2 separate regions of the Homo sapiens genome follow, and region 2 is linked to region 1. Evidence: chromatin loops called from intact Hi-C (ENCODE). Cell type or tissue: sigmoid colon. All regions are shown on one strand. Each heading gives the region's core, and the rest is flanking DNA. Links, peaks and the distances in the headings are about the cores only.

What was found. Hi-C counts contacts between places; a loop is a spot of excess contacts. Peaks named below come from ENCODE experiments on the same cell type or tissue, not always from the same donor. Only the 100,000 strongest peaks of a DNase experiment are listed, where the experiment ranks them.
Region 2: a loop joins it to region 1, with 3 times the contacts of the local background. A loop is called at or near these places in 2 of 110 quality-filtered maps.

Annotation. Positions count from the first base shown.
Region 1 is chr12:16,160,995-16,169,685 of GRCh38, forward strand. All of the region lies in intron 1 of LOC101928362 (a long non-coding RNA gene), which reads left to right. Among named protein-coding and RNA genes, the nearest start is that of SLC15A5, 110 kb to the right of the region's middle. In sigmoid colon, for the core only: a CTCF peak has its summit at 4,626; a DNase peak (open chromatin) is centred at 4,687.
Region 2 is chr12:16,604,724-16,610,995 of GRCh38, forward strand. LMO3 (LIM domain only 3) reads right to left here and starts at 1,439. Exons shown (of 4, transcript NM_018640.5): 1 at 1,343-1,439. RefSeq lists enhancers at 1-373, 5,262-5,761. In sigmoid colon, for the core only: no CTCF peak of the experiment used is centred there; DNase peaks (open chromatin) are centred at 328, 1,128, 1,908, 2,408 and 1 weaker place; H3K4me3 peaks cover 5,000 bases.

The sequences.
Region 1 (8,691 bases), core at 1,830-6,829:
TCACCTCTTTGAAGGTCTGTCCTGTAAGAGAAAACAGAATTTTCCTTTGCTGCTCTAAAGGCTGGAAGTAAATCCAATGGGTGGAAATGACAGTGTGGGAGATTTGGGCTTGAGCCATTATATTATATGGGTTCTCAGAGGTTTTGCCTCTGCTGAAGTATTTAGAAGGAAGGGGAGAACTTACCTCACCAAAAGGTAGCTAATTTCTTCAATAAATGGCTCTAGTTGTTGACAGTGAGAAACTCTATCATAGTTAAGATAATAGAATCTTAAGAGTTTGAATTCCATCTCTGCCATGTAGTAGCTATGTGACTTTGGACATGTTGCTGAAACTCTCTGAGCCATTTCCCCAACTTAAAATGGTACTTACTGCTTAAGATTTTTGTGAATAATCAACACATAGATGATACTTAGAATAGGACCTGGAAATTAATAGGTGCATATTATATGTTAGTTACCACTTACAATTATTACCTTCCAAGGGAACTGAAGTGGAGATTTCTGTGTGAAGTGAGAGTTTGGTCAAGATGATCTCTAAAATTTTATCTGCTTCTATCTTTCAGTAGGTTCAATATTTTGGGAAGTATACTTTTCAGAGATTTGCACATCACTGGAAGGTGATACCCAGCCTCGATTGTGGGATTATCTTCCACATGAATTTTGAAATGATGATAAGCTTCATTAGGTATGATTTTGTGTATATTTTTCAGGCTAAAATGTTGGAAGATGAGGCTGACTTTTCTTTCCAACAAGTTCTTTATCTGTGTTCCTGGGTCACCTTTCATGTGATATTCTCAGTGAGGAAAAAAAAGGGGGGAAGCAATGTTCTTTTCAATTTTCTCCTAAGCATTCTTCTAAAGCATGGAGGGCACAGTTACATGCCGTGAGAGTTTATTAGAACATATTAACAGCCTAAAATAGGTAAATAAATCTCTACCCATCTATACATCAATAAATATTTATTGAACACATGTTATAACATAGGCATTGTGCACAGCATTGAAAATGATATTCATCATTTAAAGTCCAAAGCGAATACTACTTAAAAGAATCTGACCTATGTAAGTATCATTACCCATTGCTTTATGGTAAAGCACCACTCAAATTAATGATTTTTTTGTGTATGTTGGACTCAGCCAGGCAGTTCTTCTGGTCTTGATTGTGGTCACCTGCACCTTAGCTGGGCAGCTCTGCTCCTAGGGGCTAGGTTGGATATTGGCAGGAGTTATGGGGTGACTGGGCCACATAGCTCTCAGTTTTCATCAAGCTAGCCTGGGCTTGTTTGCAGAAGCAGGAGTTCGAGAGAAAGAACTGAATGTACAAGGCCTCTAGAGCCTAGGTTTAGAACTAGCACACCATCCTTTTCACCAAGCTCTGTTGACCGTAGTAAGTCACAAACCTAGCCAAGAGGTGGGGAAATATATACTACTTCATGAGAGGATTGAAAAATTCACATTGCAAAGAGCATGGATATAGGGAGGTCAATAATTGGGGCCATCAGTACAATCAATCTATGAGATACAATCATCAAATAGATGAAAAATGCTAACAAAACCCTGTTAGAGAGTCAGACACTCTGAAAGAGAGGAACCAGATTTGCCATATGAAGCTTCTTGGAGGCAATGGAAAGGAGAATTACACTGGGGATTGATCAGTTCTGACTTTTATCTAAGAAAACTGGTCAGTATTCCCAACATATATCCAAGAAGCTGACAATTGTATTACACTTTTAAAACAGCAGATGATATCAATTATAAAATTGTAGCATTCAGAATAATTTAACCAAGGGTGCCAGAGTAAATAGTCAGCAATGTGAATATTCTAGAGGCGTAAAGATTAATAATAGTGTGAGAACCAGGGACTACTGTTTACAGACAAGGAGTTAAACTCTCACAGCAGCTCTAGAGAAGACTTTTGAATTAATGGCTAATTTCAAACAAAGCATTTAATGTCACCACTTGAAATGTTTCAGTAATAATTCAAATGGTTTAATTCTAAGCCACTTATGATTAAATTTCAAATATGCTAAGGTATTATTAGGCATTTATTGGAAAAATCATTTTTCCCCCTGCAAATTAAATGTTCTTCTTTGACAATGATTCAAGTTATGATGGGGATTCTTGTTTCCTTTTAATTATAGCTCAAACACTTATATGGATAATGCAGCAATATGATCACTATTTCATTTTGGAGCCATTATTACCGAAATGCAAAATATCTCAATCTCTAACACACTCCCCCTCCTCTAGGTTTTCCTTTTAATCCCATAAAAGCATCTGTCTTTGATTTCAAGTGGAGTACCTGCTGTGCAGGATGCAATGCAAATCCAATTTGTGTGTAACAAAACCAAATGGGCTGAAATGAACTCTGCATTTTAAAGATGTTTTTGTTTAATCATCGCCATCACTCGTCTTTAATGAATGCATAATCAAGTTAAACTTCAGGCAAGAAATGGAATGGCTCTTCTTAAGACAGAGAAAGCAAATTCTTGTGATATCCCTTATTGCTGATTTGCCTCCCGTTCCCATATTGGCAGGAGAGAAATAGGAACACTCTTCAAATGCATGCTATGGCAAACTGTTGAGAACCATGGCATGAGCAGTATCACTGCTCTTTTTTTTTTTCTTTCATAGTGTTTACAGTAGAAAATGAGGATGCAAGATTCCTGGGTTCTCATTTTGACCTTTTTTCCACATCTCACATAAAATATGAGGCATAATACCGTATTTTGGAAGTTTGGAGGAGGATGTACCATGAGACATTTCTGTGCTAAATATATTTAGCCTAAATGTTGACATATGATTTCCTAATTACAGAGGATCTTTTTGACAGTGAAACTTCTGCAGTTCTTTCTTTTAGAAAGAGACTCTTACAAAGACCTCAAGGCATCAGATAACTTTTGTACAATCTTAATGCTGTTCAGATACAGATCAATTACAAACAAGGCAATGTGATGAGAAGATGTTTTATAATGGTACACTCTTATAGATCTTCTAATTTACTCATTTTCCAGATGAGAAAGCCAAGCACAAAATGTGCATTGACTAACATGAGGTCAGATGGTCAATGAGTGGGAGACTCAGAGCTGGAACACTGGTTTCTGGATCCTTAGTCTTTCCAAAGCAATATTAAAATACCACATTGTGTTACCACAGAGATGCATTGCAACAGAGATGGCAGAACTTAAAGTAAATATATTCTAGAAGGATTATTAAGTGGTAAACTGTCACCATGAACTTTGTATTCAAGGTTAGTGTGACAGTAGGGTTAGGTACTGTGTCTGAATCTCAAAATATTGTTTTCAAGAAAAAATCTAGGGATTTATGGAATGCCAGGGTGCAGATTTCTACTGATTACTTTTAATGGGATAAGAATTGGGATTGGTTTTATTTATAGCTGATTTATACATGGTGGGATTTGCAAAACTCTGAGAGACTGCTTGAACACCTGCCATTATACCTGAAATTCCAACATTGCAAGTTATTTTCAGGTGATAAGGCATGGTCTTCTATTAGGGAGAAATTCCTCTGGTGCAATAACCCTGTGGAACCAGCATCTGTTCTTTACCCTTTAATTTCTAAAGATTCACTAATTTCCTTTTTGATTAGGAACACCTCACTGCAAGCAAGGTGTTGCTACAATACTGTGATTGTATATGATGCTAAATTTTGATAATTAATGGGAAGGGTAAGGAAAGTTAGAGAATGGTGTCCAGGGCAAGACTATTAGGTTCTGCAGTGAGGTGTTGCAGAGAGCAAGGGGAAGGACCAAAACTGAGAAAGCCTTAAAGCTAGATACCTCTACTCACAACTTATTTGAGGAGGCTGCCCCTGAGTTAAGTCACTTGGAAAGCAGATAGATCAATTTATATTCCCTTGTTCTTAACCTGTTCTGCTTGTCCTTTACCCGACCTATTCACATAAGAATCTGAATATTGGGTTTAGAATAGTTTTAAAATTTCCCGTATAGTGGGGAAAAATCACAGGCATAACAATTAAATTACATTCCGGGGGAATAGCATTTATATACTGTTTTATATTGACTAAGTATTTCATCTCATATCAGAGGACCACCAAATATCTTTCAATAACATTGTTCTAGGGAGACTAAAAGACACTTGTATTCTTTCCTCCCTGAAAGATTTCAGTTCCCAAATTGTGCTAGCCAGTCAATGTGACCTCTTCACCCTCTGAAACTTTTTCATTTTTCTTTATATTGACAAAAATAAGACTTCTTTCAATAGTGATGTATTCTTTGCGCCTGAGGCCAGAAGGTCATCCATGTAAATGAGCCATGTAAACAGCCTGTTATGATCAGATTTTTTTGATGAGGGGGTGGGGGAAGAAATTAACATTACCTTGTACTTGGTTTGATGTGGTAGATAATTTTGAGCAGTAGACTGTGACCCAGGTGTCCACAAATTAGATTATTTGGGGAGCTATACCTGCCAACTGAACTCTAGATGAAGGTGCACTGGTTACCAAAGTGTCCCATGTATAATAATTTTAAAAATTATTAAAACCAGAAATCTTTTAAGGCCTTTTGCAATATAGGAGTCTCTATCAAAACCACAACGTATCTTTGTACCAATAATTCCGTTGTTATCAACCCACATGGCCACTGGATGTCCCCACTCTTCCTCAAATGCAGCTAAGGCATCACTTAACTGGCAGTTATAAAAACAATGCATTTTCCAGGGAACCTTCAGAAACATCCTGCAAGAGTTCTGGGTGTGCTTGGCAGGATTGTTTGTCCCTGGCAATAGCAGGACTGATTAGAAATGGGTAACTTAAGAGACTGAGTTCAGTGAGAAGAATTATTTGGCTCATGTCATTCTGTGTCATTGCAGATTTACTTCTGTAATCCTCTCCAATTGCTTTTTTTGTTTTTCCCTAAAAAGCTCTAAAAGGGGAGTAGCTCTGAGGATACTTCTGCTGTAATCATCAGAGGTGAAACAAGAATGAGTTGGAAAAGGTGAGAACATGGGAGAATGAGCATGACAACTTTACAACATACATGAGAAACTACTTCCTGGGAATGAAGGATAAAATGTATATGGTATTCTTTAGCATGGTGAAAGGTGTGAATTTTGATCACTCCTTTATTCTCAGCAATTGTACCTGATCAGTTATAGCCGTGCAACAATTGACTGAACACTGGACTTAAGAGTTAAGACCAGGATTTGAATCTCATTTCTATTACTTGTTTCATGACATGTGACAAGTACGCTTTGTGTCTCTGAACCTTGGGCCCTTGTCTGTAAAATGGGGTGATATAGTGCTTTCCTCAGATTTCTTGGGAAACTTAAATTATATTTTTTATATGAAAGAACCTAGGACACAGTGGTTACAGAATAACTGTCAAATTTCTTAAGAATTTGGGAGGCAATTAAAAGTTAAATAAGGATTTTATAACTTCAAAAGATCTGTGGTTTAGTTACAATAGAAATAGAAGGATTTAGTGTTACTTACAATATATTTTAATATCTATTCAGAGTTAATAAAAATTATTTAACGACATCAGCTCCCCCTTTGCAATTGTCCCAAAGGAAGAATTATACATAGCTAGTGAATGCCTCACCTAAAAAGGAAAAAAAATCCCAAAGCCTTGGAAAGTGGAACCTTCTTAAAAGGAAAGCACTACAGATACTTAGCTAATTCTTAGGATTTAGAGAAAAGGAAGGAGAGTGTGAATGAAATGAATTTCTTTACTGGTGACTAGCTGAAGTACAGAACTCTGTGCAAAGTTGAGACAAAGTGACTTTGCACCATCAATCTCTTGGCAGCGTAGAAGTCAAAGGGAGAGGACAAAGTGCAGTAGAATCTGGGTCATTTCTTCTTCACCTAGGGTCTGAAACATTAAGAGAATATGGAAAACAGGATTTTCTTCTCCTAAAAGACTCCATCAGGCTCTCAAATGAAGTTTTGTTTCTCTAATTCCATTCTACCACTAGACTATTTTATTTTCGTTTGGGGAAAACAATAAAACTTGCTTGTAACTAAGGAGCAGTCCCGGCACTCAGTTCCTGCTGGGAAAACAGTACTGGGGCTCATCTACTGGGAGAGTACTCATGCTCCCTTCTAAACACTGACTGCCAGGCTCCTAATTAATATTTCTCAAAGGAGGAAGCTAACTTTGTTTTTTGGCTATGTATTCTCTACAATAGCACCAATATCTCTATATAGATTAGCAATTTAACAGCAACAACACATCCCCACCACCACCTCCCCGCCAAAAAAAATCAGATAGTACTTCTGGCATTGGCAACTTAAATAAAAATTAACTTAGAGATACAGTCTGGTTTGAATGACTGAGAGTAAGATTCTAAATCTTTAGCTTTGGCTCAGTTGAGTCTAAACTGCTGAGAGATTTGGTAGCTCAGGAGTTGGGTGGATAAAGAAATCATCCAATTGGGGTCCATGGCCAAGGCATAACTCTTGTAAATTGGGCTTAGCTAGCCTATCGAGAGCTTTCATTGACGTTTTGTTTTTTCTAATTCCATTCTATCACTAGACTATTTTATTTTCATTTGGGGAAAACAGTAAAGCTTGTTTGTAACTAAGGAGCAGTCCGGCACTCAGTTCCTGCTGGGAAAACAGTATCCTCGCAATGTAACCATGCAAGGTTCTGCATGCAGGAAAGTGCAAGCTCTGCTGCCTTTAAGATTCTTGTACCCAAGACACAGACATGAGTTTACCAAGAACTGGGATAAAGTCTCATTGATGTTTTCCTTTTTTGGAAACTTATCCTATGTCCTGATTATAGTTAAACCCTTTTACTCATTCAATAACTGCCAACGGGAAAAGAATATTTCCCATTGCAATAAAAATGATGCAGTTGAAATTAGTTTTTCAGTTTGGGTACTAGCTGGGCTTTGTCTGTCCAAACTGTCTCTTCATGTCCTCATGTGTTCTACCTGCTTATAATTTGGAAGATGGCTAAATAAATAAATAAATAACTAAGGAAAGGGCCAGAATAAAACTGCCAAGCAAAGTTGGCTCTTCTGTCTGAGAAATGAACTTCAACCTAATTGGCCCTAATCAGTTGAATTACCCACCACAAAAGTCTCAATTGAGCTCATTTTTTGTGCAGCAAATTCATTCACAGAGCTTGTTTACAGTACAGCGTCTTGGGCCTCATTCCTAGAGATTTTGATTCAGTTGATCTAAGGTAGGACTCAAGAATCTGTACTTTTAATAATCACTACCTGTGGCTCATACTCAGATGGTTCTTGGAACAAACTTTGAGAAACATTGGTGAATGATGTCTGAGTCATTTGAATTAACTAGAGAAGACTAGTCAGGGTGCTGTGAGGAAACAAAGCTTTACGTTCCTCCTAAGGGAAGAGAGGTGATGAGACAGGGATACTGGGGGTAGAGAGAGGCAGCGAGGAAACAAAATTGGCTAAGTGTCTGTAGTATTGATTGCTGTATTCACACATCCTGGGAGATATATGAAAATTTCCTTTCACCACCAGATAACTACTACCCAGTATGCATTTAGGACTGTGGGCCACACATAGTTTGGAGGTTAGAGGGGCCAAGAGCATGGACTCTAGGACCAGCCTAAGTTTGACTTTTGGCTCTGCCACTTATTAGCTATGTGACTCTGGCAAAATGATTTAATCGCCAAGTGGTTTTGTTCCCCTCATCTGTAAAATGGGAATGATAATAGTATTTGTCTCATAGAGTTGTGAAGTTGAAACGAATGAATATAAGTAAAAGTGCTCAGAGCAGTGTCTGCTTAGAAAGTGCTAGATAAAGGTGAGCCATTACTACTCTTTTAATCGATGCTTGGCTGGGAAGGACGAGGATGCAGGTAAAGCTGGAAAATGAGGCAAAGGGGATGAGGTCACTCTGAAAAGAAGGAAAAATGTAGAGCTTGTGAGGCCTTAAATTTTGCCAAGCCATTTTGTGACTAGACTTCAGTTATTTAAAAATATCTCTATCTTGTAAACTTCTCTGTATTGGAACTTCTGCATTTTCAGACTTTGTTTTGGATTTTGTTTTGCTTTGCTTCTTGGGGAAGCCTGTATGAAAAATATCAGCATTAATATAAAGGAATTAGTACCCCAGATCATTAATTCTTGGGCTTCAGAGGGTTTCTGAAATAAAAGTTTACTTGTACTAGATATTTAAGTGCGTTTATGGATCTTAGGTAAAAATATTTGCCCCACCAAATTCTGTAAGAGTACTGGGACACCAAAAGGTTAAAAATCATCCTCTAGGAACCAGCTTCTTTGTGGCTTCTTTCTGACCCCACTTTCTGTGACTCCAGAAGAGCTGGTACTCAAAACAAGGGTAGTCTTGACCCCGCTCCTCTGGAATCATTTGGCCATGTCTTGAGATATGTTTGTTATCACAACTAGGTAGTGCTAGTGGCATCCAGTGAGTAGAAGACAGAGATAGTACAAAAAATCTTAAAGTGCACAGGACAACCACCCCCAACAACGAATTATCCAGTCTAAAATGTCAGTATCGTTGAGGTTGAGAAGCCCTACCTTAGAGGTAACATCAGCAGAAGTCCAACTGAATACTGGGGGCAGGTCTGGTGAAGCTGAGCACTTAGAGGGGGAGGAGTAGCAGAGCTGGGGACAAGAGAGATCATTATTCCATGAGCAATGGTATGGGCTTCCTGTCAGTGCTATGCCAGATGCCAATGGCAACTTATCTTGGTGAATGTAGGAGATAC
Region 2 (6,272 bases), core at 1-5,000, 440 kb after region 1:
GCAGTCTTTCAAAGCAGTTACAACAATAATATTTCGGTTCTTTCAGAAAGACACAAAAGCAGCGGAAAAGCAGAAAGGCTTTTGAGCGGCCAGGAGTGCAGAGCGCCAGCAAAGTGCATCTATGATAGACTGTAACCTTACCAAAACTTTTCTCCTTTTTCTGCATGAGTTGACTTAGGCGTGTCTGAGTTGCAGCAGCTTCGCATTGAGCACCAAACCCAAAGGTAGAAGTAGAAGGGGGTCTCCTTGATTTCGCTTAAGTGTGGACCTGGTGCGCAGCCTACACCGCCGAGGACCGACTATTGTGAAGCCACTTTGGGAGCGGGTCGGAGTGGCGGCAGGGGGTGGGGGAAGGGATGAGGACGGCCAGACAAGACAGGGCGCACACACGGAGCCCCTCGCAGTGTGCAAAATGATGGCGAATGACAAAGCCACATGCTTCCCTAACTCTGCCCGTAATCCTAAAATCCCAGCGGCCCCTTTTAGCTTCCTGGTAACAAATGGATTTGATTAAACTGTCACATGCAGCGTTAGCATAGCATATCATGTTCAATATGAAAAAGATCATAAATCTGACTTGTATTTCATAACAGCAATCTGAGTAGTCCCCGTAAAAAATGTGCTGCATCAGTTTGAATCTCAATCTATTAGGATATAGGCACCTTGGTCCAGGGACCTTCCCTCTTCTAGCCACTTCTGCCCCTACCCGCCTGCCCCCCCCCCCCGCCCCCATGCCCAAACACAGCCACTTTTCCACGGCAAAGGAACAACATTTTGTTATTATGGCTGCGTGGAGAGAGGCAGAAGCGTCAACAAGGACCAAAAGATTGTAATATCAACTCTTTAAGAAGTGGGGGTTCATGAATTCCAGCAAGTAAGGGGGAGGGGTCCGGAAACCCACCCAGGACTGAATTCTTTTCCTATGGGCTGGGAGCAAACACTTCCTAATTCCAAACTCTCCCTGCCCCTCTCTCCCCGGGAGTCAGGGGTGTGGAAATACTGCAGTTCATGGTGAACTTTGACTATTATCCACTCGAGTCGTACTTGAGACGTTCCGCGCCGCAGCCGCTCTCCCTCCTTCCATCAACATCTTCCGCCTGCATCTATTTCATGTCTCATCATAAAAATAATGAAGCCTCACATGATTTAAACAAAACCGTCTCAGTAGAGCTGCAGCCCGAGTGAAAGTTGCAGTGCGGAGCTGGGTTGCAGCTCCAGTTTATGCCTCATTAGCAGAGGTTGGGGAAGAAAAAAATACCCACATCCGCACACGCACGCGCGCACCCGCAGACACACACACCACAAATAAGCCGACGCGTGTGTACACAGTTGCTGCACTTACCTTCTCAATTAAGCGATACAGGGGGAGGCCGTTCAGTAAGCACAGTGGCTGCTTTGTAGCGCTTCTCCTTGGGAAAGGTCAAAAAGAAGCATTGTTTGAAAAAAAAAAAAAAGACGGGGGAGGGAATGTCTATTTTTTTTTAAGTTTAAAATAATGAGGTCCTCAAGGATACGCCAAGCAATGGTGTTGACCGCATCTGAGCCACAGGTGTCCTCCTTTTAGGCAACTGCAGTCCGAGGCTGTCTCTCTCCGTCCTGGTTCAAGACAACTTACCCCAGCAGCGTGCGAGGAGCCGAGCTGAAGGAAGCTCCGGCTCTCAGCTGCAAAATGCAATCCCTTCCCAGCCAGACATAATACAGCCAAAGAAAAGGTCACTCAGTTATTAGTGAGCCGGCGGAGCCCAGGCAGCGCTTGTCAAGACCACAGAGAAGCAGCTCCCTTCCGATTTAAGACTATTTACCTCTCGCCCCCACCCCTCCCCTCTTCTTTCCTTCTCTCCCTCCCTCTCTCGCTGGCTCCCTCGCTCGCTCTCGTGTGCCTGTTCTGCAGCTCAGTCAAGTACAGCCGCCCTCGGAAAGTGCAAAGCAGCCACGAGACAGATCGGGCTTTGTTGCTAATTTCCCAGGGTGAAAATTTACAAGCCTGCGAGTGCAGTCAGCACAACCACATGCATATGCTACTCACAAACGCTGGGGACAAACCCGCACACAAAATGTGACCTCTGCAGGAGTCGACTGAGGAAGGACCCTACCTCCTGGACCAGTCCAAAAGAAGAACTCCTGCGAGAGAGCTCCGGAGGAAAAGGGTAGGGTTCCTAAAATAACCAGGGCATTTTGGAATAGGTGGCTACATTTAAAGCAAATTGCCTTCCAAAGCCATTTCTGAAGCTACCAATTATGGAAATTAAAATAAAAGCAAGAGAATCAAACTGCTACCAGAATACCCTGGAAAAAGCACACAACCCTCCCCTTTAAGAAATGCCTGGAGGTGGCTGCAGTCGCTGGTCTGTCTGTGACTTCCATTCATGAACTCTCTGAAGTCGCTGCTCCGCAAGTCCGCCACACAAGCCTGGTTCAGGGGATCACACACACACTCTCCTTCCTCCCTTCCTCCCTTCCTCTAATGGCCCAAGACCCAAACTGTGAACTTGTTCTCCATTCACTAATGCTGACCCCCACCACCACCACCCCGAAACACACTTCCTGCAATTACTTGAATTCCTTACTATTTAAAACTCACACGCTCCAATGAAAAACAGCCAACAGCACTGAGAAACATGTTTTCAGGACTAACTTGGTCAAAGAACCATAGTTTCTGCACCATTACTGCTTTGTCTTCACAGGCTTGTTTTAAGGCCTTGACAGATTTTTTTTTTTTTTCTAATAGGTCCCATTCTCTCTAACCTCCTCTCCTCTTAACTTTCCTTGGCATCTATAAAGGCCACTGGTAGCTTTAAAATACCTTATTATTTTTCTAAGTTTTCAAACTTCAAAGTCACCCTCTGTTTGGGCTGCTCTTAAAGTACCCTCACCAGATTTTACAAAGCTTTGTCAGAGGTCAAGCTTAAAAATGGTCCACATTTGAAAGACACTCACTGAAATGTTTAAGAGCCAAGAAATATTCAATTGTTGAACTACAAAAAACTTTTTTTCTTCTCTTCACCATCAGTTTTAATCTAGCTCTAGTTTTAAAAAAAAAATCAAAGCACCCCCCCCATGAGTATTTAAGCTAAATTTTGTTTTTCTTCATAAAGAATAAAGGCACAACATTGATAACTAGTTTTTACCCCCTCCCTTTTGAAGGCTCATAATAAAATAGCCTGTGGTTTGCTTTCCTCTCCCTTTAAAAGGCAACAAAACTCAGAACTAACCTGAAAAATAACGATATTCACAGACGGTAGATTAATGAGAACCCCTTAGTTGACTTGTTCTGTACATAGGCAGATTTCTTAAGTTTGGCTTTTCTGGCCCGTCTAGGCAGGCATACATGCACTTCACCCATCCGCACAGCTCCCCACTGTTCTACCCCACCTCTCTGCTACAGCCACTCTGAAAACACCCCAGTATGTGTGAGTGTGTGTGTGTGCATATGTGTGCATGCATGTGTGTGTGTCTCGTGCGCTCTGTCTCAGCCAATGCACTGAGAAGAAGAAAAGAGGGAGGGAGGGAGGGAGAAGTATGTGTGGGGAAAGGGAGAAATAAAATCAAAACAAATGGTACAGCTAATGAGGACAATTAAATTAATTATGTTCAAGGAGATGAGATTTTTTTTCCCTCCAACTGTATGATCTGTTACCCCTCGCTGGCAACTGCTGCTCTGTAATTCATGGCAACTGATTAGTGCATCTATGCAAATCTTTGTTTAAATCATTCAACTAATTAAATGATGGGATTATTCCTCTGCCTACGGTGACATCATTCGCGGTAATTAGTACTCTATTTGGACTGTGGCAGTAAGATTCCTGATATCAACACCAACCTGCAAAGACATTAACCACTTTGTCACCTTTTTCTTAAGGGACAAACACCCAGATCTCTAAGTGCATCCCATCCTCTTCCTTTTTCCCCAATCTTCCTTTTCCTCTCAATTTTACCATTTCCCCCACACTTATAAGCAAGTAATACTGCCAAGCAAGGAGGAGAGAGAGAGAGAGAAGGAGAGACAGAGGAGAGAGAGAGACAGAGAGAGAGAGAGGAACTTAGCGAATAATATGCCAAACCACATGTGTAAAGGAATAAAATGGAATAGTTAACATTCAGCTCCATGCCATTCATTTTCCCCTAAAATGTAATGATAATTAGATGGGTCATAAAATGCTCTTCTTTTCATTATGACTGATGAAATGCATTAAAGCTGACAGGGTATTACCTGACAGTAATTAGGTTTTGTCATGAATTAAATTATTTGAAAGCAGGCTATCTCCCCAATCACGCAATTTACAGCAAGATTTTTTTTAATCTGTGCTACAGAAGGGAGAGAGATAGAAAATAGCAGTTTTTCTCTTCATAATCATATGAATTATTCACAGAAAAAATCATCAGAAAAACCCCGTGCAGATGAAGAGGCTTGCCACTTAATGTACTGCACAGATGTGATCATCAGCGGTTGCCGACAATGAAATATACAAGTGCACACAAAGTGATCTGGTGAACAAGAGGTGGAATTTAATCATCTTCTGCTGACACTTTGCGAAAAACACCATTAACCCTCAGCAAACTCCCTGTTTTCCTGGCTCCCCCCAACCCCAAAGTCTCACCCCTCCCGCGAGGGAAAAAGTGAAAGAAGAATTTGTGCTTTTGTTTACTCAGCCAAGCTAAAGGTTGGATCCAGCCAGGCAAGCAGTTTCTTCATTTCCTGAGAGTAAACTACCCAGTTTAATTACAGATCCTTTGGAAATCTTTGCGAAAGGATTGCTATAAAGAGCCAGATCTTTTTGGTCCGATTACCTTTTGCCTGTGCCCTCTTTCTGCAACTCATCATCAGACGTTTGATGAGAGAATTTACTTCATCCAGCCCCCATCCCAACACTTATTAAAGGAAAAAAAAAGGCAGACTGTCTTCTTCAGGGGTCTTATATTGTGATACCTTGATGAGGGGAAAAGGGGAGGGGAATGACAAAATGGGGTGGAGGAGGGTGCTGAGGGGGTGATTAGATATATACTACTTACCTTTGCCCAAAGGAGATCTCCCACAAGAAAATAGTGTGTATATATGTATATTTCTAAACACGTCTTCAAGTTTTCAGCTGTTTCTTTCTTTAAAACACACCTCACAGATTACTTTTGTGTGCGGGTGTTCAGTTACGATTTCTGTGGCGTCCCAGAGATGCTCCGGTTAGGTTGCCGTCTTTTTTTTTTTTAATTTTTTTTTTAGGGCAGCAGACAGGTTGTTGGGGGGAGGCAAAGGATAGCACACCCTGAAAGTCCAGGAGCAGTGAAAGGTCTCGGTCAAGGGAAGGATGAGGTTGATACTGCCCCCACCACACACACTCCCACCATCACTCTTCGAAATTCAGCAACACAAATGAAAGAAACCTCTGCTTCAGGCTTCCTGTCTTTCTTGTGTGCCTCTCCCTTTCTCACTTTCTTCCCGAACTGCATACAAAACCTGAGTGGGCCAGAGCTGCTCCTCCAGTATTTAAACACCTCGCCAGGTCCCTAGTTAGCAGCTTCCTTCAGCTCATCCAAGAAGCTGACAAGTACTGTTAGAGGAGGCTGTACATGTTGCTCTAATGGACCTCATTAAGTTCTACTTACAGATGTTCTCTTAACATAATTGATCTGCGGTGAGTTGAGAGGACTGCAACTTATTCCCTAGCCCCCAATTATGGTTGGGTAATTAGATCCCCAACCTCCAATTTTTCACATTCACCCTTCTAACATTCCAAAATATCAAAGTATCTCTCACCAAAGCTCCCCCTTACCGGACTCCACTCTACTCACTGTATTGACAGTTAGATCTGCTCTAACCTTTGTAGTGACGCCAGTTTTAATGGTGCATTCAGTCCATTGACAGAGCTGTGTTTTCTCCCCCAGCCTCTCTTCTCCTTTCCTCTCCACACTACCACCCCCACCCCACCCCCTTAACCCTCAGAAACAAAAGGGTAAAAAAAAAATCCTCTAACTTGTATAGTTTGTACTTTTGATAAAAGGTTTCAGTGATGAGCTTTGGCAGTGGTGCTTCCTTTCTAATGTCTTTTTATCTGTATTAATTCCTCAGATGAAAACTTTAAGGAACAATGAAGGAGAGAGGTAGTGCTCTGAAACGGTGAGAAGAAAAAAATTACACAGCACACCTGGGACAGATGAAGCCAAACTAGTGCTTTTATAATGCCAATCAGCAGGGCTGTTATCATCCCTCTAATTAGGAAAGCAGCCTAAAACAGAGAGCACTTGGGGAAATGGTAATGTTATGGTTTTGCACTTAAAAG